2 separate regions of the Homo sapiens genome follow, and region 1 is linked to region 2. A link is a loop called in an ENCODE intact Hi-C map of the cell type or tissue named here. Cell type or tissue: heart right ventricle. All regions are shown on one strand. Each heading gives the region's core, and the rest is flanking DNA. Links, peaks and the distances in the headings are about the cores only.

The links. Peaks named below come from ENCODE experiments on the same cell type or tissue, not always from the same donor. Only the 100,000 strongest peaks of a DNase experiment are listed, where the experiment ranks them.
Region 1: a loop joins it to region 2, with 5 times the contacts of the local background. A loop is called at or near these places in 14 of 110 quality-filtered maps.

The regions. Positions count from the first base shown.
Region 1 is chr1:164,611,954-164,622,503 of GRCh38, forward strand. The region is part of intron 2 of PBX1 (PBX homeobox 1); the gene reads left to right. Among named protein-coding and RNA genes, the nearest start is that of PBX1, 58 kb to the left of the region's middle. RefSeq lists enhancers at 1-28, 1-173, 29-570, 571-1,110. In heart right ventricle, for the core only: a CTCF peak has its summit at 6,086 (motif pointing left); no DNase peak of the experiment used is centred there; H3K27ac peaks cover 4,447 bases.
Region 2 is chr1:164,432,208-164,448,263 of GRCh38, forward strand. No RefSeq gene overlaps it. Among named protein-coding and RNA genes, the nearest start is that of PBX1, 120 kb to the right of the region's middle. In heart right ventricle, for the core only: a CTCF peak has its summit at 8,192 (motif pointing right); a DNase peak (open chromatin) is centred at 8,224.

The DNA of each region.
Region 1 (10,550 bases), core at 1,965-9,964, 180 kb after region 2:
TACACCCCAGCCTCCCCTTGGCCCATTTATAAACCTGACACAGGCAACATGATGTAATGTTATTTTTCAGGATCTCAATGAGGAAATTTTTTGCCCCAGGTCAGAAGAATGCTAGTTGATTTTTGCTGAAATGAACCATGGCACAGTATAATATATGGGCTCCTAGTTCAAGAAGGTGGAGGCGGGGCTAGGGTGGTGTATTGCACTGAAGTTGGTAGGTTGTAATAAAGCTTTTTCTGCTTGGACCTTCCACCTCTGGGCGCCTCAGCCAACCTATCATTGTTGAGAAACACCCTTGTAGAAGCAGGCTTGGGAGCTGCCCCTTTTAATGCAATTTTGCATTGTTCTGGTGCCATAGTCTTGATTTCAAATGCGTCGCCATTGAGCAGCTGCAACGGTTGAGACTAATCTAGAAAGTGACCACAGAAAGGAAAGGGGGATGGGGGGACTTCTATGTGACCAAGTTTGTCTTCTAGGCTAGCGTTTAGCCACCTCTCGTAGCTCTGGTTTCTCTGGCTCTGCTCGAGCAGTGCTGCTGGACTTGGTGGCGGGAATAGAAAGGGAAACTGGCTATGGCTTCCTTTTACTTCCTGCCTCTTCCTCCTTCCCTCACCCCATGATATCTGTACCTAAAAAATGTCAGAAAAGTCCCATTTTTGTATTTACATTTTTTTTTTGTGAATGAAAAGAGACAAAAGATTCTAGACTGGAAAGGTGCCTGGCACTCAGCTGGAGCACTGCCCTAGGCGGAGGAAGAGATGCAGAATATGATGGGGCTCCCACCTCTGTTCCCGTCTTCCTGGTCCCTCTCCCCTTCTGGAGGTGACTGAGTTGCTGGTGTCTCATGAGATGTGATAAAGCATCCTGGTTAAGAGCACTGGAGATAGTATCCAGCTTGGCTTTCCATCCTGTTATGAATTGGCAGATTAACCTTGGACAAGTGATTTGAACTCTGCCTCAGTTCTTAATCTGTTGAGTATGAAGAAAAATAGACCTACCTCCCAGGGTTATTGGGCAGTTTAAATGAGTTAATGTATACAAAGTATTTACATCAGTGTGTGGCACCCAGGGATCACTGTATGAGAATTTCCTGAACAACAACAACAAAAAAACCCTTCTAGAAATATTTTTACAAATTATGAATGTATTTTCCTAATTTTGAAAATACAACTAGTAGAATACCATGAATACTGTTCTGCACCTTGCTTTTATTTATTTATGTATTTAGCTTGTTTCTTAGCAATGTCAAGCCTTATGTTCCAATTTGTGAGCTATAGTGTTTTGTTACCATCCCTGTAAGACAAAGCATCTAAAGTAATCACCTAGGTATGCATACGGAAAACCTTTCTGGACTGTCAGGGAAAGCATTTTATCCCAACTGCCCTGAACTTGTCACTCTTCTCTGAGCAGGTCACACCCCTTGCTGACTCAGCCTTTGTACTGTGTTCTCTGCCTTGAATTCATTCTCTCTTCTCCACGCTACCTGGCAAACTGTTTTTCCTCCTTCAGGAATCAGCTGAAGTATCAGGATTGCCGTAAAGCTATTCCTAACTTTCTCCAGGCTCTCCTGTGAGCCCCCCTAGCATTGTGTGTCTGTCTGTGAGCCAGCCTTGGCACACAGTGTTGCGGTTATGATCTGTGTATATGTGCACGTGGGGGCCCAGAGCTCTCCCACGCTGAACACCAGCAATTAGTACAGTGTCTGTTACATAGTCATGCTCCATGTTTTTAACAAATAAACAATAAGTACTTTTTGGTGACAACATCAGTTTCCTTGTCTTCCTTCTCTTCTGGTGAGAGTGTCTTGAGGTAGAAACGAAGAAATCTGACTCCACCCTAGCACCTGACCAAACTCTTAGTCCCACTCCAAAGCATGCTCTAAGCTGGACTTTACCTGGGGGCTGCAGGTAGATTGCCCCTTCAGCTACTCTGTCTTCTCCTGGAACCTACAGTGGAGATCCCAGTATGCACCGAGAACCTTAGAAGACTTTCTGGCATGTACTTATTGCTTTGCTAGTAAAGCAGCACTTGAGCAGATCAACTCCATCAACTCCCAGGATGACCTTCCTCTGGTATTTCTGTGGGGTGTCTGTTGTTGGGGAAGCAGAAGCACAAAGCAGAAGAAACCAAGCACAGTTCCTTGCCCAGAATCACTCGGGAGGCAAAGTACAATTCCGTTCTTCCTTATGTTGGGACCTTCGGTGATTGGGTCCTCCTTGTGTGTGGAAGTACATGAAAGAAGGATAGACAAAATTAGAGCATGTTTTCGAGACCATTTGGTTCAGCCTCTCTGATTTTACAAATGAGGAGAGTGATGCAAAGTGTGGTTAAGTGACTATACCGAGGACACAGACCTACTTTATGACAGAGGCTTGGGAGCCAGATTTTAGGATGCCGGTAGTTCTAAAGTATCTAGCTGTGCTGCCGTCTGAATTTCTGGTTCACTCCATCAGGTCAGCCCATAGACACCTCCTTTTTCTTAGGTCGGACCTATCTTATTCGTTTCCTCTTTTGTTCTCTGCAGCTGCCACCCCCACTCCTACCTCCCCTATTCTCTATGTTGACATGTGACTTGGGGCACTTGCAACGTCCCTACCTAAAATTGATGTTTGCCACCTGGCTGCTGACTGGTGCGCTATGCTGCTTCACTCTGCCTGTTTCAACCCTGTGAAATATGGAAGCAGATCATAAAAAAATGGACTCCCACACATTTTGCAGATCTAAATTGGGCCTTAATATAATGTACTTGGTTATGACAAACAGGTTTTCTAGGGCATGACCGGCAGCTTAGGCTGGCTTCCCTGGTCATGTCAGTTGAATTCTTTTTTTCTTTTTTTGAGTTGGGAGTCTCACTCTGCCGCCCAGGCTATAGTGCAGTGGCATGATCTTGGCTTACCACAGCCTCCACCTCCTGGGTTCAAGCGATTCTCTTGCCTCAGCCTCCTGAGTAGCTGGGACTACAGGAGCCTGTCACCACGCCTGGCTAATTTTTTGTGTTTTTAATAGAGTCAGGGTTTCACCATGTTGACCAGGCTGGTCTTGAACTCCTGACCTCAGGTGATCTGCCCACTTCGGCCTCCCAAAGTGCTGAGATTACAGGTGTGATTCACTGTGCCTGGCCTCAGTTGAACTCTTTAAGATTATTCAACTCTTTCCTTAATTCTTAGGTAGTCAGGATTCTTCAAAACTTTATGTTTCTCTGGGAGTCAAAGGAAGTTTATGGACACAATTTCTCCATATAGTAGCTTATTTCTGAAAATAAGAAAAATGAGTAAGTTGGACCTCATTTCTTTTTCTAACAATGTGTGGGTTACCCTGGTCTTGTTGACCAGTTTATTTCCATTTCTACTTGTTGAAATAACCTTTCAAATAACCACAAGGAATTTTTAAATAACTAAGTCACTATCTTTTTCTCTAGGTTCAATTTTCTAGCACTGATAGATATAAAAGAAAGTAATAATAACATTCTTTTTTTTAGAATAATTTTTTTTTTCTTTTCAGGCAAGTAACTATTTGTTCAGGTGTAATATTCCTGATTTTATACTGTGGTGATTCCCTATAGATGACAACTGCTCAAACTCTAGCCTTCTAAATGTTAGGTACCAAATTGACCTTTTTGTAATCAATTTGTTTTTATCTAGCTTTATTAACAGCCAGCCGCCGCACCGTTGATTGGATCGACGAGGTGGTGATGTGAAACAATCGCTAAACGTGGCCAAAGTAACCAGACTGACTTTTGTGTGGTTTTTGTTTTCTGGACAAGGATTCTGTTAGTTAGAACAGCATTTAATTGTGCCCACCACAACTAAATAAAACCCACGAGACAGTTACAAATGAACTGTCACAAGAGGGGAGGAGTGAAGTAGAAGGAGCCAGAGGGAGAGCCTACAGGCCTTCTGTGAATGACCACAAACCCTCTCGACTTTGGGATTTGGCCTCCCTGGGTTGGATATGCCTGGAAGGGTCGCAGAGGTTAAGAGCCAGGAGTCTGGGGAGGCCAGGGTATTGTGTTTGGTTACAGAGGTGCCTTCCAGGTGATCACCATGGAAATGCCTTTCACTGGGGTCTCCAGAGATGAAAAATTCAGGATATGTCTATGTGAAATATGGTCTTGTAAACCATGGGATAGGGATGGGAAAAGTTGGCTTAGTCTCTCTCTCTCTCTCCACCTCTGGAGTGGCAGCTGTGTGACTCCCTGTAAACTTTCAAATGGTGGTTCTTCATGCCCGGGGATGATTCCGTGTGTCAACAAGTCTGGGCAGTCTTTGATGTAGCCACCAGCGTCTAGGCCAGGAGGCACACTGCTGCTGCCTGGTGCCCTCATGATCATTCTCTGTGCCTTCTGCTGCCCTCTCAGCCCCTGGGTCTCCCTCCCCAGGTCCTCCTTACTCCTGCTCCTGTGACGAGGGGTGGGAAGCTCCGTTTACTGATCTATATATTATTGTGTTGGTGGGAAACACTGGCTAGGCCAAATAATAATGTCTTGCAATTACTTAGCATTATCTTGGGTGTATCTCCCTTGAGAAATATATTCCTGGAAATATACCAGTAAAATGAGTTTCGGTTAGCTGAATCATATTTTATAGCCATTGAAGTTATTAATGTAGAAATTTTTCTCAAGGACAAAAACCTGACTGAGGCCATCTCAACCTCACTGAAATTTTCAGTGAAGGTTAAGAGGCATATTCTCTGATAAATACAAGGTAAGAACACTTCATGTGACAGAAAAAAAAATCCAAAATTGCATGTTCCCAATGCTAACTTCAGAGGGAGCTGCATTTTCTGAGATTATTCCGTCCTTTTACATGCAGTGATAATTACTAATATGTATTGATACTCATCATGTGCTAGGCATAGTGCTAAACCCATTGACATAGATCATTTCACATAATCCTCATAATAATCCTTTGAGAAATGGAATATGTTTATTCTGATTTACAGATTTTGAGACTGAGGTTCAAATAAGTTAAGTAATTTGCTCAAGGCCATACAGCTGTTAAATGGTAGAACTGGGACTTGAACCCACCTGGAGTCCAGATCCAGAGGTCATATTTTATTACCTCTTGACTATCTTTTTCCTGTTATAAAATAGTATAACTTCATCTTAAATATTATTTTAAAAACTCCTCAAATTTATATGCTAAAGCTCATTGGCCATGTGCTGGTGCCTTTAAATTTTTATCCCCCCTAGAGATTATAACTAAGACTAATGTCTGTGGCTACTCAACCCAGTTGGTTAGAGCTAATGGGACCAAGGTGACAAGGTTCAGCCCCCATTTGAGTCTGTTAGCTGGGCTGAGTTTCATGGCCACAGAATTAACCTTTCACCTTGGCCAGCTGCCTCACAAATGCATGTTGTTGATCAGAGAGAATAAGGAGGAGATTGTGGATAAAATGGCACAGACCGCTAGATCAGCCACCCAAGACTATGGATGGTGGTTCAGTAATGTTTTCTTTCCAATATGGGATCAGACATTATTGCCATGTATAGTAGTTTAAAACAGCATTTCTTGGTGTGCTCCTTGGAGCTGGTTATTTGTTTTAGTGTTTGTATGTGAGGAAGCGTTGTATTGCCAAGTAAGATTGGGAGTTAAAAGAGCTTTCTGAACTACAGGGCTTCCCCGAGGTTTAATATGTTAATGTGTGTTGTAAATCTCTCAGAGGGGTGTGTGTGGTGGAGTGGTTAGCATTTTCAGAATTTATTTGACCTGAGGACCTTTTCCCTGGACCAGGATTCTTAAAAACACACTTTAGAAAATTGTGTCTTAAAAATGTACTTGCTTTGTTCTGTTATTTTAAATCCCTATAGTAGTCTTTCCACATTGGGGATCAGTTACAGTTAAAAAAGACCAGTTTCCATATTCCACTAACTTCTACATGTGTGGATCTCCTTTCAGCAGGCTCTATCTTTACCTCCAAAGTGCTTCCGCATCTCTTGTCCCATTTTCTTTTTTTTGCCCTATATTTTAAACCAGGATTCTGTTGCTGGCCATAACACATACCCCAAATCAGTAACATCTCAGGGATTAGAACCCAGATCTCTGGCCCATTTTTCTTTCCAGCGGCCTATGCTGCCTCCCAGTGGACAGAGCATTTGCAAAGAGCAGAGATCATAATGCTTAATTCTTTTCTAGAAAGCGTTTGCCTGGTGTCTGTGAGCATTTCTCTGGCCTGCCATTGCTCTTGAATTATAAGGTGGCATTGTCGTAACTCTGTAAGCAAGACTGAACAACTCTCCTCCTCCCCGCCTCCCCACCACCAAAATTAAGTGCATTATTAGCAAACACTTAAAAGTTCGGAGAGGAGATTCTAAGTTGACTTACCCCAGGGAGAATAATCACGGCGGGGGGGGGGGGGCACTCAAGATGATCAGCACTAGCCCAGCCTTCTCCCAGGCTGGGGTAAGGGTTTCCTGGGGAGTGCTGAAGTGCACTTGAACCTTGTCAATGACTGTCTCCTACTCCGTTGCTCACTTGCTCTTGTCTCGGTTTAATTTTGCACAGCTCCAGTGGAAATTTCAGTGATCTGATAATTTGGAAAATAAATGAAAGAGTGGAAGATAAATTTTTATTTTCCTTTTCTCAAAAAAATTACACCCAAGTGAATAATCTTTATGCTCTATTTCTCAGTAATATTTAGATGCTACTCCTGAAGAATAGCAGAGCTGCCAAAATCAGTAGGGTTTTTTTACCAAGCTCTGCTTCAGTAATCCTATCACTTGCCTGAAGAATTCATTATAACGAAATAAACACATTAGGAACTCCTTGGTCTTTTACATCTCTAATATTTATGAAGTACTGAGGCTCTGAGCCAGCCAATAAGGAAGCTGGCAATTCACAGCAATCAGTTTAATAGGCATTGGTTGATTTGGATTGCAAAATATAGGTGCCCTGATTAGCCCTCTATATGGACTTGCGTTGTTCTTCAGCCATTCAAAAGCTACCTAATTATGAATATTGAAGTATAATGTTCTGGCTTTTAACATAAGGCACTTACCTTTTAATTGGCCATCAGCTTTGTTTTTAGCGCTTATGTACCTCCACTGGGATTCAAATGAAATGGGGAGATAATCAACCAGTAAGCAGAGAAAAGGGTAAAATGATCAGGGATAATTAAGTGGCAGCAGGGAAATTTAGGGTTAGACAACAGGGAGAGAAACAAAAGAAGGAAACTCACAGGAAACCAGCTCTCTGCCACACTGCCAGGCACACCCCTTTTGAAACCACCTTTGATTCCCTCTTTAGCTTACAGGTGGGACACATATAGACTTTGTGGCTGACATCTATCAGCTTGAGCACAAACTTGATTCCTCCCTGCGCCTAAACTCAGAGCCAGGCAGAGGGTGGGGCATTGGATCTTCACTGCACAAACTTGGCAGAGGAAAAAAGACCATTAAGTGAAGGCTAATTGGAATCTGCCCCAAACTGCACTTTGTTGGAGCTATTTACAATATCTTTCAAGCAGCTGACTTACTTACTGGGTTATTCAGTGAAGGGGCAGTGAGTGAGGGGATCGGTGGGGAGTGCTCAAGGAGAGGAAAATGACCTATACAAGGCAGTGGGTGCTTTCTTACACCTTTGAAAAATTAACTCCTACACCATCTTAGTCCTTGGTACAAAGCCTAAGTACTCGCCTTGACCACAGGGAGCAGTTCACCTCCCTTGGGTCATGTGTCCCTTTATTTTCTGAGGAAATTTATGGTCTAGTTCCAGAAAATTAGCCTAGATACACACATTTTTTTTTTCCCCATGGAATTTCAGGAAGCTGAGGAACTCCTGAAAGACCATCCATGGATCTTCTAGTTTTTTCAGGTTAAAAAAAATCCTGTTTTTAGATCCAGAAGTAGGGCTGGAAGCAATTTTTATACATAATTGTGGAGAGTGAAGTGGAGAAAGCCTAGGAAAAATAATGAGTTTGCCTTTTAAATATTTCTTTGGAGGCCAGGCGCCGTGGCCCATGCCTGTAATCCCAGCACTTTGGGAGGCCGAGGTGGGAGGATCACTTGAGCCTAGGAGTTTGAGACCAGCCTAAGCATTTGAGACCAGCCTGGTCAACATAGTGAGACCCTGTTTCTACAAAAAATTAAAGAATTAGCCAGGCGTGGTAGCACACATCTGTAGTCCTAGCTACTCAGGAGGCTGAGGTGGGAGGATCACTTGAGCCCAGGGAGGTCAAGGCTGCAGTGAGCCATGATTGGACCTGGCAGCAGAGTGAGATCCTATCAAAAAACCAGCAAAACCAGCAAATCTTTATAGAAAAACATGAACTTCTTTTAAAAAATTTGTATTAAGGTACTTTAAAAACACCATTTGTATTTGAAGATCCAAAATAGCACATCTGTTTTACTTATTCAAGCAGATTTCATAAGGCATTATTTTGAGGCTATATTTTGTTAGTGTAATTCTAGCTAATTCTAATTTTTATATGCATTGAAACATGATAAAATTATGCATCTTTAAAAATAGCCCTTTTTGCAGTTTAGGCTTAAGGAAGTTCATATGCGTGCATGTGCATTTGTGAGTATGTGGGTGTGTGTGTGCAATCTTTTTTCTTTTTTGTTCCACCTCACCACCCTGTGACATGAAATAGGGACTTGTCTATAACCATATTCTCGTGGCCTAAAATCAGGTCTGGTGCTGAGTAGGTTGCTGAATACATGATTAATTTTGTAACTGTTGACTTCAGGTTTTGAGAGGAAAGTCAAAGAAATGTTTTCCCCTATATTCTTTTCTTTTCTTTTTTTTTTTGTGATGGAGTCTTGCTCTGTCACCCAGGCTGGAGTGCAGTGGTGCGATCTCGCCTCACTGCAACCTCTGCCTCCCGGGCTTAAGCGATTTTCCTGCTTCAGCCTCCCGAGTAGCTGGGATTACAGGCACCTGCTGCCACGCCAAGCTAATTTTTATATTTTGATTAGAAACAGGGTTTCACTGTGTTGGCCAGGCTGGTCTTGAACTCCTGACCTCAGGTGATCCACCCACCTCAGCCTCCCAAAGTGCTGGGGTTACAGGCGTGAGCCACTGCGCCCGGCATTAAAAAAAAATTAATTAATTTTTTGAGATGGAGTCTTGCTCTGTTGCCAAGCTGGAGTGCAGTGGCACAGTCTTGGCTCACTGCAACCTCCGCCTCCCGGATTCAAGCGATTCTCCTGCCTCAGCCTCTGGAGTAGCTGGGACTACAGGCGCGTGACACCATGCCCAGCTAATTTTTGTATTTTTAGTAGAGACGGGGTTTCGCTATGTTGGCCTGGATGGTCTCGATCTCTTGACCTTGTGATCCGCCTGCCTCAGCCTCCCAAAGTGCTGGAATTACAGGCATGAGCCACCGCGCCCTTCCTCCCCTATTTTCTTAACAGTCTTCCTTCTCTTTCTGTCTGTCTGTATTTGTATTTTGCCTTCCTTTTCTTTTATCCCCAACGGGGGCGAGAATTAGGTTCCCAGAAACTATTATGAACATTTTCCTTGGCTGATAGCACTATGAGAAAGCATCGCAAAGGACTGCCTGGGGGGTGCTATTTAGTACAGGGGGATGGGATACGGACTGGTTTACTGTAGGTTCTCCTTCAGGGGCTGATTTAGCTTGGTGGCTCTGCAGTCTTAGGCTGGCCTAGTTGCCCATTTCATAAGCCACACAAGGCTACTGGACTGAAATAATCATGAAACAAGAGGCCATCCCTCTTGTTGCACAGTCTATCTTTTTGGCCATAATTAAGAATCATTCACGTCCAGGGTGCACATTTAGCCAATGGAGTTTCTTAACTCCTTTGAGAAAAGGATCAATGGACATACCTGAACAGAAAGGTTTCTGTGGTTCCATAATGTAAGAGTTCCAAGTGCACAGAGGATGATTCCTGAGTCTGCCCATCGAATAGGCATTTGGGTAGATTTTTTTTTTCTACAATTTGACTTCCATCTTCCTTAAGAATGAGAAGTTAGGACCAGAAGAAAAGCTCCCATCTTTCACACTAAATACGTTCTATAAAACCAAGCAACTTTGATTCTTCCTCCCTGTAAATGAACCCTGGTTGCATAGCTTTTGATGTGTCAAGTCAGGTGTCAGACAAGCTAGAGGGTATAGGAAATACTTCCATTTAGGCACCATCTAAGTTTACCCAGCCTCTCTTCTGCATTGACATTGGCTGTAATCCTTGTAAATGCTGAGTATACTCTTCTTTCCGTGTGGGCCCAGGAGGCAAGGCTAGGCTGGAAGTGATCACTAGGTAGGAGAAGGCGTCTTGTTGGAAGGAGCTGGTGTAAAACAGCGGGTTGCCAGGCCTCTGTTCCCAGCGTTGTCTCTTGTGAAGCTGTTCCAAGGAAGCCACATTTCTCTCTGGGCCGCACTGTTGTGAGTGCCTAGGATGCTTCCGGTGGATCTGTGTGAAATGTCAAGTCCACAGAGGTTAGCCTAGAATCTCTGTGCTGAAAGACTAGCAGGATTTTTGGACTCCAAAGTTCTGGATTGATCTTTTTCTATCGTAATGACTAGATGAGTGAGGTTCTCCTGATTGTTTCTGAGGCTGCTTGTTCCCTATGCCCTCAGCCTGTGACCAAGGT
Region 2 (16,056 bases), core at 4,034-12,033:
AGCTCAACTATGGGTCCAAGTAAAAGCTAAGTTGAATCAACTATCTAAAATAATGCTTCATATCTTTGAATACTTTTTAACTTAGAAAACAGTTTCACACACATTATTTCATTTAAATTTCACAACGCCCCGAGTCATTTTTTATTAAAGCAGAATTGTTCATGTCATTTTATAGATGAATCAACCGAGGCTGGAAGAAGATAAGCAACTTGTCCAAAATCACAAAAGTAATTAGGGAGGAAATCAGGACCTAATTGAATCAAAGAATTCCAAGTTTCTTGGGATCTTAAAGTCATCTCATGTGAGGCTTCAATCCTGTGGTGTTGATGGCCAATTGTTCATTCAAAACTGGAGTTTTCTTTCCATATTACAGATTTTTAATTAGGATGTGGCTTCCCAACTAGGGACCACATCTGCCAGTCTCTCTTGTATCTAAGTGAAATCATATAACCACCTTATCACCAATAGAACGTGAACAGAAGTGATGTATGTCATTTCTGGGCCACGATAGCTAAGGAGCAGCTCTTCTTATTCCTTCCTAACTTTCTGTTTTCCTGGCTCAGAGGACACTAAAGCCAAAGGAGATGGTAGAGCCAAAGATGGAAGGAGCCTGGTGCCCTGAGTCACCACAAGGGAGAAAGTCACCTGCCAACAGGAAATCTCACTGTTCATTACATAAACAAGAATTAATCTTAAACTGTGCTACGACATTGACATTGGAGATTTACTTTTTTCTATTATTAGCATTACCCCAACAAATAAAAATCCCCCTGCAACTCCCTACCTCCATCTAAACACAGTAACAAGGGCTTGCTCCTACCAAAAGCAGACCATTCCATATTTGAATAGCTGCTGACTATTACAAAGCTTTTCATTACATTGAGCAGAATTTTTTTTCTATTATCTCAGTTTGATCATAGTGTGCTTTTTGAACTCTCACAGAACTGATGGAAACCTCTTCCATGTGACTTATGTCTGCCACAATCCCTTATCATGGTTACAGACTAATGACACTTTACAGAAACAAGGTTTCCACAACAAGACCGTAAGTCTCCCCTTCTTTGGAAGTGTTGATATAATTCTGGACAAAGAATGGGGGTTGATGAATACTGAGTGTCTTGTGCAAGCTTGATTGATTTTGGAGTTAAGTTGTCATCTACTTTGGAAGCATTTCCAAATTCATCCAGAGCAAGTTATTTTCTTTCTCCACTGTATTCCTACAACATCCCACATGTTTTTTCTATTATAACACTTTCTACATCATATTATAATTGTAACCTTCCCTTAGAACTATAAAGGCATCTGAGCTCATTCTATCACCAGCAAGAAGTCCATTTAACATGGGTTCAGAGCCACAGCTCACACTACTCCAGGGGACATCATTGACATTATAGTCTAAGGCCATGCTATAAAGTGACCTCAATCACGAAACCTCTTGGAGTCCAGAAAGTGATGTAAGTGATGTAAATATTTACTTACATACTGTTTCCCTTAGGTTACCCCTCAGTCTGCTTTGTAGGTCCCTGGAGGTTTCACGTGATTCCCTTGCCCCCTCCTTTTCTATTATTCTCACTCTGCCCAAAAAAACCTAAGCTTTATCCTACACACCCTTCATGCCTTGCATTCAAGCAAAGCAAACATAAGGTATTCAGAATGGGGCAGCAAGATGACAACGAATTTCAAACTTGCTAATATTGATAGCTGTAACAGCATAGCTTAAGAAATCATTATGTTAAAAGACACTTCTTTCCATGAGGGGGATGTTTGAAGTGAGGGAGGAGACTGAACAGCTGGATGAGGAGACAAAGAGAGTGAAAGAAGCCTAAAGCCCATCATTCCCCATGAATTCCTGATTTGTTTGTATGTCTTCTCCTCTAACTCATTATATATTTATTTCTCACTTATTTAAAACTTCTATAACACTTACTAAGTGTAGGCATTGTTCTAAGTATTTTGCAAAAGTGAATTCACTTAACCCTATAACTGGGCCATACATAGGATGTATTGCTATCAGCATTTTACAGATGAAGAAACTGGAGACAGAGGTTTTATAACTTGCCTGAGGTCACCATCGTGGAGGTCACCTGTGTTGCCTCCTTGCCTTATTCTCATCCACAAGTTGGAAAGGATTTCTGGTTTGCTGTTTTAGAGATAAGGAAAATAAAGCTTGGCTCACAGAGTTTAACTGATATGCCCAACTTCACGTGGCTGGCTGCTAAACTAAAAGGTGGATCAATAGTTTGAATGGAAATCCTTTGCTTTTCATATTTGCAAATGCTATTTGTGGAAATTTATTTGAGATAAATTTTACGCTGGGCCTCCAGGTAGGTTTAATCTATTGCTTGCTTTTTGCTTCTTGGAACTACACTAAATAAAGGTCCTACTACCTTGGTGGAAAGTCTCATCCTGAACCTGAGGCAAACATTTTCCTCTTGTTTATCAAATCTTCCATGTACTAACAGGAGGGACAGAGGGCCAAGAGTTCCAACTCTTCCACCAAACACCTGTGATTTTGAATGAGTTATTTAACCTCCCTGGTCTTATGTTTTGTATTTTTGCACATAAAACAAAGAGATTGGATTAAATATGTGTTAGGTCCAGTGTGAGTTGACATAGAAAGTGTAGGTGAGCTTCATTGCAAGCAAGTACTATGAAAACTAAAACAATTAGGTAGAATTTATCCAAACCTTAACTGTAGACAAGGAGCTGTGAACTCTTAGTTGTCACCTAAGAAATGGATTTGAGAATTTATTATAGACTGCTAAGAACATCAGCCCAATGTGCTGTAGCCTCAAAGGTCAATAAAATGATATTATCCAAAAAGGTAAAACATAAATAAAAAGGTAAAACATACAATAAAAAAAAGAACATATTTAGCATTTACCCCAAAAACAGAACCAGTATGTTCCTATTTGAAATGCAATGCTCTCCAAGTTGCTACATCTCTTGAAACAGACTGAGGAATTAGAACAAATCTAGAAGGAGAAAATTTTAATGGCTTTGAGCCTGGAAAGTGGTAATCATTGAAGGACAGCCTAAAAAGATTTAAATTACACTACGATTATAAAAAAGCAATTATCTGCCGTTAGTATCCCATATAATATTTAATAACATTTCCTAATTTAGTTATACATACATATTTAAAGTCTCAGATTAAATAAAGTAAAATGTTATTTTAGATATAATGCTTCTTCTAACTTTCACATTTCATGAAACAATTGTACTCAAACTTTTCAGGTGCACCTGTAGTATAAATAACTTTATCGTCATTAAAGTCACATTTTGGATCAACTAACACAGTTTTACAAAGTACATCCTTTTCACTGCCATCGATGTCATTTAAGATGCAATACTTTTGAAATCATGTATCATATTTCACCAGAAATTGTATTTCACCCCATGAGTACCCATTCACATATCATTTGGACAATGGGTCATTTCATTCACTCAACAATTGTAATTAAGATAATTTTAACACTACAATTTATTTAATGTTCTTTCCACAATTTAACCAGTTAACAATACTGCCTTTTTAAGTTGTTCACAATGACATCAAAAACTTGCAGTTGTGAGATCGTACCCCTAGAAATAATGACTCAATTACCAATATTTTTGCCTTCTTTATTTTAATAATTTCACCAGATGATTTTTCTAAGCAACAAAAAAGAGCTTTAATTGAAATGATTTAAGGATAATTTGCCTTCATTTAAAAAGTACTTTGTTGTTTAAAAAAATTGAGGAATTCTGTCGTAATATGAGAAAGTATAGGCTCAAACATTAGGCCATTTCTTCTTTTCCAAGAGATAACTAGAAAATCGTTCACCTTATATTTGTGCATATAGGGGATGCTAATTATGAATTTTTAAATATCATAAGGGCTAAAATTTAGTTATTTTTTGAAATAGTATTTCCTAGGACATTGATTATTAAAGGGGTTGGGAAAAATTCCATATATTACGTGTGTGTATATAACATTTCATATATATTATATATGAAATATGTGTATAAAATTCCATACATTTCCAAGAGATAACTAGAAGATAGCTCACCTTATGTTCATGCATATAGAAGATGCTAACTATGAATTTTTGAATATAATAAAGGCAGCTGGGCGTGGTGGCTTATGGCTGTAATCCCAGCACATTGGGAGGCCGAGGCGGGTGGATCACTTGAGGCCAGGAGTTCAAGACCAGCCTGGGAAACATGGTGAAACCCCGTGTCTACTAAAAATACAAAAATTAGCTGGATGTGGTGGCATGCACTTATAGTCCCAGCTACTCGGGAGGCTGAGGCATGAGAATCGCTTGAACTCAGGAGGTGGAGATTGTAGTGAGCCAAGATTGCACTACTGCACTCCAGCCTGAGCAACAGAGTGAGACTCTGTCTCAAAAATAATAATAAGTAAATAAATATAATAAAGTCTAAACTTTGGTTATTTTTAGGATATTATTTCCTAAAACATTGATTGTTAAAGGGGTTGGGGAAAATTCCATATATTATATATATATATATATATATATATATATATATATATATATATATGCATATATACACACACATACACACAATACCTATTTCATATATATATATACTATGCATATATATATACTATGCATATATATATATATATATATATATATATATATATAAAAAAAATAAGGAATTGGCTTAAGAAATGATGGAGGATGAGAATTCCCCTGACCTGAAATCAGCAAGCTGAGATCCCAGAAAAGTCAGTGGTATAGTTCCAGTCTGCATCCAGAGGCCTAAGAAAAAGGAGTGCCAATGGTGTAATTTCAGTCTGAGGGCAGGAGAAGACCAATGCTCAGCTCAAGCAGTCAGGCAGAGAGAGAAAGCAAATTCTCTCTTCTTCTACCTTTTTATTCTATTAAGGCCCTCAACCGATTGGATGAGGCCCACCCACATTGGAGAAGTCAACCTGCTTTATTCAGTCTAATGATTTAAATGTTAATCTCCTCCAGAAACACCCTCATACACACACACACATTAGAAATCGTATTTGGCCAAATATTGGACACCCATGACCCAGTCACAGTGACACAAAATTAACCAACACAATTGGTTAAGTCGATTTAGGTATTAACTTGACTGAATGAAGAAATACCTAGAGAACTGGTAAGGATTATTTCTGGGTGTGGCTGTGAGGGAGTGACTCTGAGGGTGTTTCCAGAGAAAATTGACATGTGAGTTGGTGGGGACTCAGTGGGAAGACCCACCCTCAATGTGTGTAGGCACCATCTAATCAGCTGAGGTCCTGGATAGAACAAAAAAGCAGGGGAAAGGCAAATTCATTCCATCTGCTGAAGCTAGGACAACCATCTTCTAAAGTTGGACATCGGAACTCCAGTTTCTCTGGCATTTGGACTGTGGGACTTGCACCAGCAAACATGTGGGTTCTCAAGCATTCAGCCTTGAATGGATAATTATACCATTGGCTTCCCTGGCTCTGAGACTTTGAAACTTGGGCTGAGCCACACTACCAGCATCCCAGGGTCTCCAGCTTGCTGATATCCTGTCATGGGACTTCTCAGCCTCCATAATCACACAAGCCAATTTCCCTAATAAATTATGTCTATCTATCTATCTATCTATCTCTCTATCTCCCTCCTATTGATTCTGTCTCTCTGGAGATTCCTGACTAATATATTGAGTATGTAATTCTAATTTGGAAATTAGCGCCTCAGAGTTTTTAGCACAGTGTCTTCTAGCACCCAACGTTTCTCTAGAGATATTACACATCATTCACATTTCTGCTTTTTGATATGTAAACTGGTTTCTCTCTCTTCATGTTTGCTCTCAGAGTCTCTCTCGACTTTTAGAATCTTTCCTTCTGTTTTGAAATTTTGTGCTGAGATTTCCTGTTGTGAAATTTTATGTTTCTGGGTGTATTTTCACATTGTACTAAACATTTTGTAAGCCTGTTCAATTTAGAAGTACATATCCTGCTTTTAGACATGTTTTTATATTATTTATTTGATAATACATACTTCCATTGTCTCTATTTGTTTCTAGAAATACTATTTGTTTCTAGAAATACTATTACACTATTGAAACAATCCTCTAATTTTCTTACCTTTTTCTCTCTAGTTTTTCATTACTTTGACTCATTCTACTTTCTAGTGGACCTCCTAAAATATTTTCTCCAACCATAATATTAAATGTTTTATTTCTACTATTTTTTCTAAATGTTTTCTTGAGTATTCAACTACAGTAACATTCCTTTGTTTCTCTTATTTCTGTAAGGATATTAATTATAATTTTTGAAGATGTATTTTTCCCTACCTGCAATGTTTCTGTTCTGAGTTTTCTTTTTTCCCTTTGTTTTAGTTATTCTCTTTCATATTTGAGGCTTTCCCATCTTGACAATCCTTGGCTTTGCCCTTGAGCTGGGCGCGGTGGCTCATGCCTGTAATCCTAGCACTTTGGGAGGCTGAGGAGGTCAGATCACCTGAGGTTGGGAGTTCAAGACCAGCCTAACCAACATGGAGAAACCCTGTCTCTCCTAAAAATACAAAATTAGCCATGCATGGTGGTACATGCCTGTAGTCCCAGCTACTCAGGAGGCTGAGGCAGGAGAAATTCTTGAACCCAGGAGGCGGAGGTTGCGGTAAGCCAAGATCATGCCATTGCACTCCAGCCTGGGCAACAAAAGCAAAACTCTGTCTCAAAACAAAAAAAAATAAAAATAAATAAATAAAAAACAAAACTGTGTTACATTCATCCTGTGAAATACTACTCAGTAATAAAAAGGAAGAATCTATTTTTTAAAAATGAGCATGGTTCTTACGTGCAAAGGTAGAACTTTCCCTCAAAAGTTTCTTTGCAAGATAATTTTAAAAAGTAAGGTTGTCATTCAAGGGAGCCAGAAATTTCAAAGTCTGAATGTCCTTTCTCCAGAAACCAATCTTCTGTCCTACTGTGAAGATGTGGTAGATATGAGAAAGCAACAGGATGAATGTTTCTGGCTCTCAGCATTCTAGAAGCTGATCATGGGAAAAGGGTGAAGATGTTTTATAATTTGCTATGCAGATATTCATTTAATCCCTTTGTTTTCAGTCCCATCTCTCAGCCTTGCACATCAATATATCCACTGTTGTCCCAGAGACTGATATATATTTGTTACATAATTTTTCCACAGTATAAACCTCTGTTCTAACAGGAGAGAAAGGAGGATACCACTTTGTGGACAGGGAAGGGTACCTGTGGACTCAGTGACTCTGTAAGCAGACTTTCACTTAACCCCACTTTCACTCCAGTGCCTCATCCTTGTCTTCCACATATGCCTCCAAATGCTGAACCTCTCAGGGCTTTGCAGAGGGGATTGATTCATTTCACATCAGTGTCTACAGCTACAGGCACTTAGTTACAACTTCTTCTAGTCTGCGAAGATAATTAACACTTGTCTCTCTACTTCCTTCTTTTAAAAATGTGTTGAATTCTCCCATCTACTGTCATCTCCTTTTCTGTTTTCTGTCCTGGTAGATTAACTTTTTTTACTCCTTTACTTTTTTTTTTTTTTAGTAGAGTTGTGTGTCTGTTTTTGTGTGTGTGTGTGTGTGTGTGTGTGTGTTTGCTCAATTTTTTGGTTTGTTTATTGATTTTAGCCTATGTCAGAATTTTAATGCCAGAAAATTCTGGTCCAAAGAAAATGTTCAAATGCTGTAATAATATTGTTTTATCAGTTAGTTGCATACATATATAAAGAAAGAAAATAGGAGGAAGGAAAGAGGGAAAATGGAAGGAAAGGAAGGAGAGGAGAGGAGAGGAGGGAGGAGGGGAGGGAAGGGGAGGAGAGAAGAGAGGAGAGGAGAGGAGGGAGGGAGGGAGGAAGGAAGGAAGGAAGGAAGGGGTAGTTTAGACTTAAGAAAGAAGATGGTTCAAGAATATTATGATGCAGACATTTAACGTAAAAACAACTCTAAGTTGTTATAAACTCTGACATTTCCACCAAAAAAAAAAAAAATCACTATGCTTTGCCCCAGAAATATACCTCCTGGCAGACAGTGTGGGAGCACTGGCTTCCTCCAACTGTCATATATTCTTTCTTCTACCAGGCATTTTTTGGTATGAAAAGAATTTTGAGAGGGGAGTGAGAAAGAGAAGGGAGAGTGTGAAAGTATCCAACTACCCTCTGTGCCCAGCAGGGCAGTAACTAAGCTCTCTGGCCAGCAGAGGGAAACTAGCACCCATAGAGAGCCCCCAACAGTGCTGCACTGAACAGAGAGTTGGACACAGTCCCTAACTTGGTGACCTTTTGAAAGAGATGTGCTCCCAAACTGCTGGCAGGCAATACCAGGCTGGCTGCAAGGAGCCTTTACTGATTTCCTAGGTTTCTCCCAGACACACTTAAAGAAGGTTATGTGTGGTGTGTGCTGAGATGGTAATAAATTAAATTATAGCGCTGGACTAGTTATCTACCATATAATGGCAGATTATTTCACTCTCTGAAGAAACAAAGACTCTGTCCTTTCTCAGCTGCCTTTGATTTTCTGAGTTGTTGTCCTAGAAATTTTTTAAGAGCATGTTTTGTTATCATCCGAAAATCTGCCATCTTGTAAACATAGCATTTCTAATAGTTGAAAACTGTTTCTTACCTTTGGTGTGCTATTTACCTTTAAATTAAAGTGTCAGGTGATAGCAGATAGAACTTCTTTCTTCCCAAGTGTCCTTGTCACTGTCCTAGTTCAAGTTCTCATCACTGCCAGTTTTCTGCAACAGCCTTCTCTCTGCCCTCAACTTTGACCTTTCTGATTCAAATCTTGGTCTATCTGACTTCAAGCTTATGCTGCTTTCATTTCACAACCTTCCCACTGACTTTTCTAGCCTGCTCATCTGATGTAATATGGGAAGGACGGCACCTCAGAATTAAACGATTTGCCATCAGTTCATGCTGTCTCTTCTCTCCCTTCTCTCTCTCTCTCGCTCTCTGTCCCTCTCTCCCAGAATTCTTCTTTCCTCCCCTGTGATATTCATGCTGATCACAGACCCTAAAAGTCAACATTCTTTATGTTTCCATGCTTAGAACCTAGTACAGTGTCTGGCACATAGTAAATGTTCCATTAAAATGTGTTAAAGCCATGAACTATTAATTCATAGAAGCCATAATTTATATAAAGTGTGCGGTTTTCTTGAATAGCTGTAGTGCCCAAAGTTTAAGAGAAAAAGTAATAATAATAACTGGGTTGACGGGATTGAGCCAGCATCTTTTTGTGCTAGGAGGATGTGTTGAAAAGATGAAGAGGAAGAGAGCTAACAGTATTGGCAAAAGATGGGTAGGTGAAATGATGGATTGTGTGATCTAGCGCAGATCTGAAAGAAAGCGAAGACTTGACATGACTCATAGATTTGAGGATGGACCAGGAGACAGAGTAAATATGGTGGGAGTGAGAGAAACTTGGAGAGAAAAGAGGCTGTAATCAGAAATATGATGTTGGAGTAAGAGGTAGAGAAGTAACAGACTAATGCAAGAAGTAAGGAATGGCCACAGATGAGGACTGAGGATTATATGAAAGGGCAAACAATTGTGAGGCATCAGAATCACAAGGTAATACTGCCAGAGTTTAGCAAAACATCCATGCTAGAAGTCACATGCCTTTGGTGACACAGCTGGTACTATTGCCAGGTGGCACATACCTTGAGCAATGAGAAGCTTTTACATGAAGGTGAAGGAGTAATAATTTGTCTCTTTACTGACAAATGGGAACTAAGCCAGGCAAAAGCAGGCAAGATTTAAACACATGATAGGACTAGAAAATGCAAAGTGCTGTAATGTAGTACAAATTATACTAAAATACTTGAAGGAACACACACACAAAAAAAATATTCAGTACAGACTGATAGATATTAGGGGCCCTTGTAAGACAGGGAACATTAAAGGGCACAAATGATCTGCTATTTTCTGTTCACTTCTTACTACCTATTAATTCAGAATGTACATATGCTTTGGGTTCTTGAAAACAGCCTTGCATGTTAGCAAAGTTAAGCTTGTGCCTCAGTAGTCTAATTTTAGAGTTGTAGAGAGGTTCACTGTCCCTTGCTGGTCTGAAATGCCTTAAGGGGCCCAACTTTGGATTAAGAAAGTCCTATTAGTGTAATTTCTGCTAAGGAGTAACATTTTAAACTCTCCTTGAGAAATGATGTACACTGGGGAATGAAGGCAGCATGTTGAGAAGCAAAAAATTAGGTTACAGGACACTTTCTGGGAGATGAAAAAATCAGATGAGGTGTGGAGAAAGAGTACAGAAGAGAGTAGGTGGAGGATTCCAAAGGCAACCCTCACTTGCCACTCAATGTCACTAAGGAACTAAGTTGCTTGTTCTTGCCTCAAGGACTTGTGCACCAAGCATGCAAGCTCAACTCCCCACTGTGAATGAAAAACTATACTTTTTCTTTGACTTGACTGTTGACTCCACTGAAATCACAGCAAAAAATATTAAACAGAAAGCAAAACAAAACTGTCTAAAGAAGTTACGTAAGGTACTTGCTGCATAGCTTGGAACATAACCTCAGAATCCTGCATTATAAAGTTCACTGTTAATTTTGAGTTTGTCCACCTTATATCCTTGCTGGGAAATGTAGCAAATAAAATGCTCTCACTCTCCACCTATCCCTTTCTTACTGTCTCCATCTCTTATGTGTCCCTGTCTCCAGTTCTTTTTCTGACTCATAATCATTCTCTCTCTCTCTCTTTCTCTCTCTCTGTCTCCCTTTCTCAAACACTTGAAATTTTAAATAAACTTCATTCAGGTAGAATTTATGTACAAAAAGATACATTCTGCTGAGTCTTTACGAATGTATACCCTTGTGTACCCCCACCGCATACAACATTTTGATCACCCCCAGAAAGTTTCATCTGCCTTCTTAGGCAATCCCCCTACCTCTGACTCCAAGTAACCACTGATATGCTGTCACTACAGATTAGATTTGTCTTTTCTATATTTTCCCATAAATGGAATCATTGAGAATGTACCCATTTGCATCTGCCATCTTACAATCAGCATAATGCATTTAAGATCCATACATGTTGTTGCATGTATTCGATTCAATTCTTTTTTGCTGAATAGTATTTCATCATATAAATATCTGGGTCATGTGGTAAGTGTATGTCTAACTTTGTAAGAAATGCCCAAACTGTTTTGCAATGATTCCACCACATTCTATTCTCACCAGCAGTATGTGAGAGTCCCATTTGTTTTACACCCTTGCCAACTCTCCACATTGTCAGTCCTTTTTAGTTTAGCCATTCTAATGGATGTGACTGGTATACCTCTAATTTTATTTACCTGATAAGTAATTATCAGGGGATATTACCAGTGCTCATTGACCACTCATTTATCTTCTTTTGTGAAGCATGTGCTCAAATTACTTGCCCATATTTATCAGATTGATTGTTGTCTTATTACAGAATTGTAAGAATTCTTTATAATAGATACAAATCCTTTTGGTTTTGATTAAATTAACAAACTTTAAAAATAACATGATTAGTATAGAACTATAAAAAAAGTAAAGTAAATATATCTAAATAAACATTGGCTTTAGAACAAAAATCCCCCATATTTTTAGCATCAATGTTTTTCTCTTACACTCCCACTGTTAAAATTTTTTATAAAAATGTGTTTAATTGAACAGCTTTACCCTAGTGCGTTTGACTTTGCAATACTGAGAGTGTAAATGTTGGTTTGGAATATGAGTTTGTTTTATCAGAAAACAAACTACAAGGCAATTTTTTTGTTTTAATTCCCTGAAGTATATGGGTTGGTAAACTTTCCCTGTAAAGGGCCAGAGAGCAAATATTTTAGGCATTAAGAGTCACAAGATATCTGTTGCAACTCCCTGACTCTGCCTTTACATGGTAGAGCTGCACTGTCTAAGTCTCTATTGCATAGACAATATCTAAATGAATGAGTATGGCTGTGCTCCAAAAAAAAAACCTTTTTCTAAAAAATGTGATAGGTTAGATTTGGCTTCCCAACTCATACTGTAGTAGTATACACACACACACACACACACACACACACACACACACGCACACAGAGTATGCCACAAATAATGATCATATAGAATAAAGTTTATTTTTAACTTAAAAATTATGTCCCTGACAGCTATCTCTGGACTGCAGCAAAACTGGTCAGACTCTATTGCTATTGAGGCAAATTTTCAGGTTCAACCTCGGTGTCATCCAGTTAAATTTATAGAGGAAAAAAATCTGTTGTAAGGTCACAAACTGCGGTTAACTCTGATCAGATATGACATAAATCTTAGCTGGCCATCACAAGGGAAACTGGGTGGATCAATTCAAACTTACCAGTCCCATCAGAAAAGTAATTCTAAATGCACGTGAGGCTGAAAGAGCAAAAGCAACACCTCTGTATCTAAATCAGGACCCAGAATCTATAAAAATACTATATTGAAAATAAGAAGTGTATATTATTTGGAAGGAGCCTATAAATTTGCAGACAAATTACTCTGACCTGTTCATTTTCTTTTAGGACCCAATAATTTCCCTTTGATACATGTTTATATGCCATAACACTTAGAGACACTTAATGGGTTCACACTAATTATTGGATGAATTTATATGTTCTCTAATATCACTTGTGCACAAAACTCACTGAGCATGTGACTCGGTTGGTATAATATTAATTCCATTTTACCATCCAAAACTGGTTCCTCCTCCCAAGTCTCTTAGTTCTGTTAGCTCTACCATGATTGCTTCAATCACCTAGCCAAAATCCTGCCCTTGTCCAGAGGACACAACAATAAATAAAAGTTAGAGCTTATCTGGGACAGCCTTAATAATTCCCTCGTCTGGAGAACCCAAGATTATTGGAGACATTTCATTCCATTGTTAGCTTTTAACCACTGTTTTAGGCCCGATGCCTATTTTCCTTCTTATAATAAGCATTTATGATGTCCCAAGTACTATGATAGTATATTTTATAAGATTTATCTCCTTTGATCCTTACAATATAAAATAGCTATTATTATTTCCATTTCAAATAAGGCAACCAAGGCTCAGAGAAGTTAAGCAAGTTGTCTAAGTCTACACAGGTGATTAGAGGCAAGGTTTTGATTCAGTAAAATAGTCCTAAGACCTGAGGGACTTGCAGTCTAGTAGAAAAACAAAGGCACATGCAAAAACTAAACAATAAAGGAAAATATGTGCTATCAATGAGGTACCCACAGAGGACAGGCACAAAGGAGCAGTAGAGCCTGCAGAGCTAGACTAAAGTTGTATTTATTTTTTCTTTAAATCAGCGTGACTTCCAGGGCAACATTCAGCTCAGCTTTTACCCTGACGTGTTATATATTGAGCAATCTGGTACTTGGAATGTGCATCAAGAAGAAAAGATTAAATGATAAATGAGGTGGAGGTCTAGAAGCAATACAAAAAGGAGATGGGCCAGTTGAGGTTGGCACAGGGAGGCAGGAGTAGAACAGGCCTTCCGTGGTCTTGAAATTGTGTCTCTGATGTTATAGTCCATGTTATTACTCTCTTCCAATGAGCTCATACAGTCGCCATTATACAGAAAGAGTGAAAATCAAAATTATGTCATGGAAGGCCTACCTATCCAATGTGTCTTAGTTTTATGTTTCCACCAACATTGGTTAAAACTGGAGCATGCAAGTAAGATTGAACTATCAATAAGAAGGAGCACTGTGATTCTCAAAGACCAGGACCTAAGGTGGGAATTTTGTGCTGATGCTGTCAGTCTCATGTTAGCCTGTTCCCTCCAGATCCTCTGAGAATCTCCTCAAGAAGCCTCTTCAACCTGCAGTGGCACCTTCTGTCAAATACTTCACACGTTTGTCACCAAAATGTTTTGGCAGAAGCATCATCTTTAGATTTTGACATAATTCCGAAGAAAGACTTTTTCAATTATTACTAATGGAACATTATGCTCCTCTTTGAGAACCTCTGCATGAATAAAAAGGGTCATTAATGACATCTACTTTCAGCCCGGAAATCATGAGTCAGTGCTCGGCGCAGGTTTTTTGGTTGTTTTTGTCTTCTTAAGCACCTGGTAATTTCTCACTCCCTTACCACCTCTCCAACTAAAAGAGCAAGTTATTGAGTTGAATATGATAAAGTCACTGATATCAATCCCCTGCAGGTAAATGCCATCTATACTCCATTGTTTTGTTTCTCATACTATATAATAATATCTCACGTTCTTATAGCTGTTTTCATTCTGAAGCACTTTACCAGTTCTGATACTTTCTGACACTCACTGGAAGGAACTGCTTTTGTAGTAGTTCCTGTGTTCCTTTTCATGTGTGAAATACTGACTCGGGCTATTAAAATGTATGCTCAGAGGGCCAACCTAGCCAATGTGTCTTGTAGGACAATTGTTAAATAATACTTATGCCTACCTTACCTAGTGACAAATTCAACATCCAAGCCCAGTCAAGTAAAAGGGCAATAATTTTAAAGTGTGCCTAAATGTATACATACATTAAGCCAACACCAACTTAGCTCTAAAACTTCAGCTAACAATCTTGTAAGGTAGACAACAATGGTTGATTAGTTAGACCAATGACTCTTAACTCCTTTGTCCTAATATGTTCAAATATGCAAGACAGACGAAATAGAATATGGGTTAAATATTTTCCTGGCGATTGTAGATGTACCCATTCCTCCCAAATTCATACATATATATAGGAATACAGATGATCAGAGTGATTATAATAGGATAACACTGGATCTACTCTAATTTATATTTTTAAAAAGTCAACAACAAACTTTGGCTCTTTATTAGTAGGAAAAGCTTTCATTTGATATATGTCACAATACCCCAATAACAAAACATATTGCCAAATAATTATATGAAAGATGATAGGCATGTTAATTCAGTGTCTATAAAATTCATTGATCCCTTCTTTCCCCACCGTCTCTAATAATATTTTCATATAGAAAAACAATAAAAGTTGGATTGTCTGTAAGTGTAACAATTTAGGCAAATGAAAGTTATTGTCATAACTTTAAATTGCATTTTAAACAAAAAACTTATAAAGAAAAGAGGTTTAGGCTAACTGTGGTGGTTCACACCTGTAATCCCAGCACTTTGGGAGGCCAAGGTGACTAGATCACCTGAGGTCAGGAGTTTGAGACCAATCTGGCCAACACTGTGAAACCTCGCCTCTACTAAAAATACAAAAATTAGACAGGTGTCGTGGCAGGCACCTGTACTCCCAGCTACTTGGGAAGCTGAGGCCAGAGAATCACTTGAACCTGGGAGGCAGAGGTTGCAGTGAGCCAAGATCATGCCATTGCACTCCAGCCTGGGCTGCAAGAGTGAAACTCTGTCAAAAAAAAAAAAAAAAAAAAAAAAGGAAAGAGGTTTATTTGGCTTATGGCTCTGTAGGCTATACATGAAGCATGGTGCCAGCATATGTTTCTGGTGATGGCCTCAGGAAGTTTCCAATCATGGTGGAAGGTGAACGGGAGCAGTGTGTCACATGACAAAAGAGAAGCAAGAGAGAGAGGAGGAGGTGCCAGGCTCCTTTAAACAACCAGCTCTCACATGAACTAATAGAGTGAGAACTCACTCATTACCATGAGGATAGCACCAAGTCATTTATGAGGGATCTGCCCCCAGGACCCAAACAGCTCCCATTAGGCCCCAGCTCCAACATTGGAGGTCACATTATAACATAAGATTTGGAAGGGATAAATATTCAAACCACATTATTCTTTCCCTGGACCGCCAAATCTCAAGTACTTCTCACACTGAAAAAAAAAAAAAAAAAATTATGCCTTCCCAATAATCCCCAAAAGTCTTAACTCATTCCAGCATCAACTCAATCAAAAGTCCAAAGTCTAAAGTCTCATCTGAGACTCAAGGCAAGTTCCCCTATATGGTTGCAAGATCAAAAACAAGTTATTTAATTTCAAAATACAATGGCAGTATAAGCATTGGGTAAATTTTTCCATTTCAAAAGGAAGAAATCAACCAAAAGAAAATAGTGACAGGCCTCACAGAAGTCTGAAACCCAGCAGGGCAGACATTAAACCTTAAAGCTCCAAAATAATCT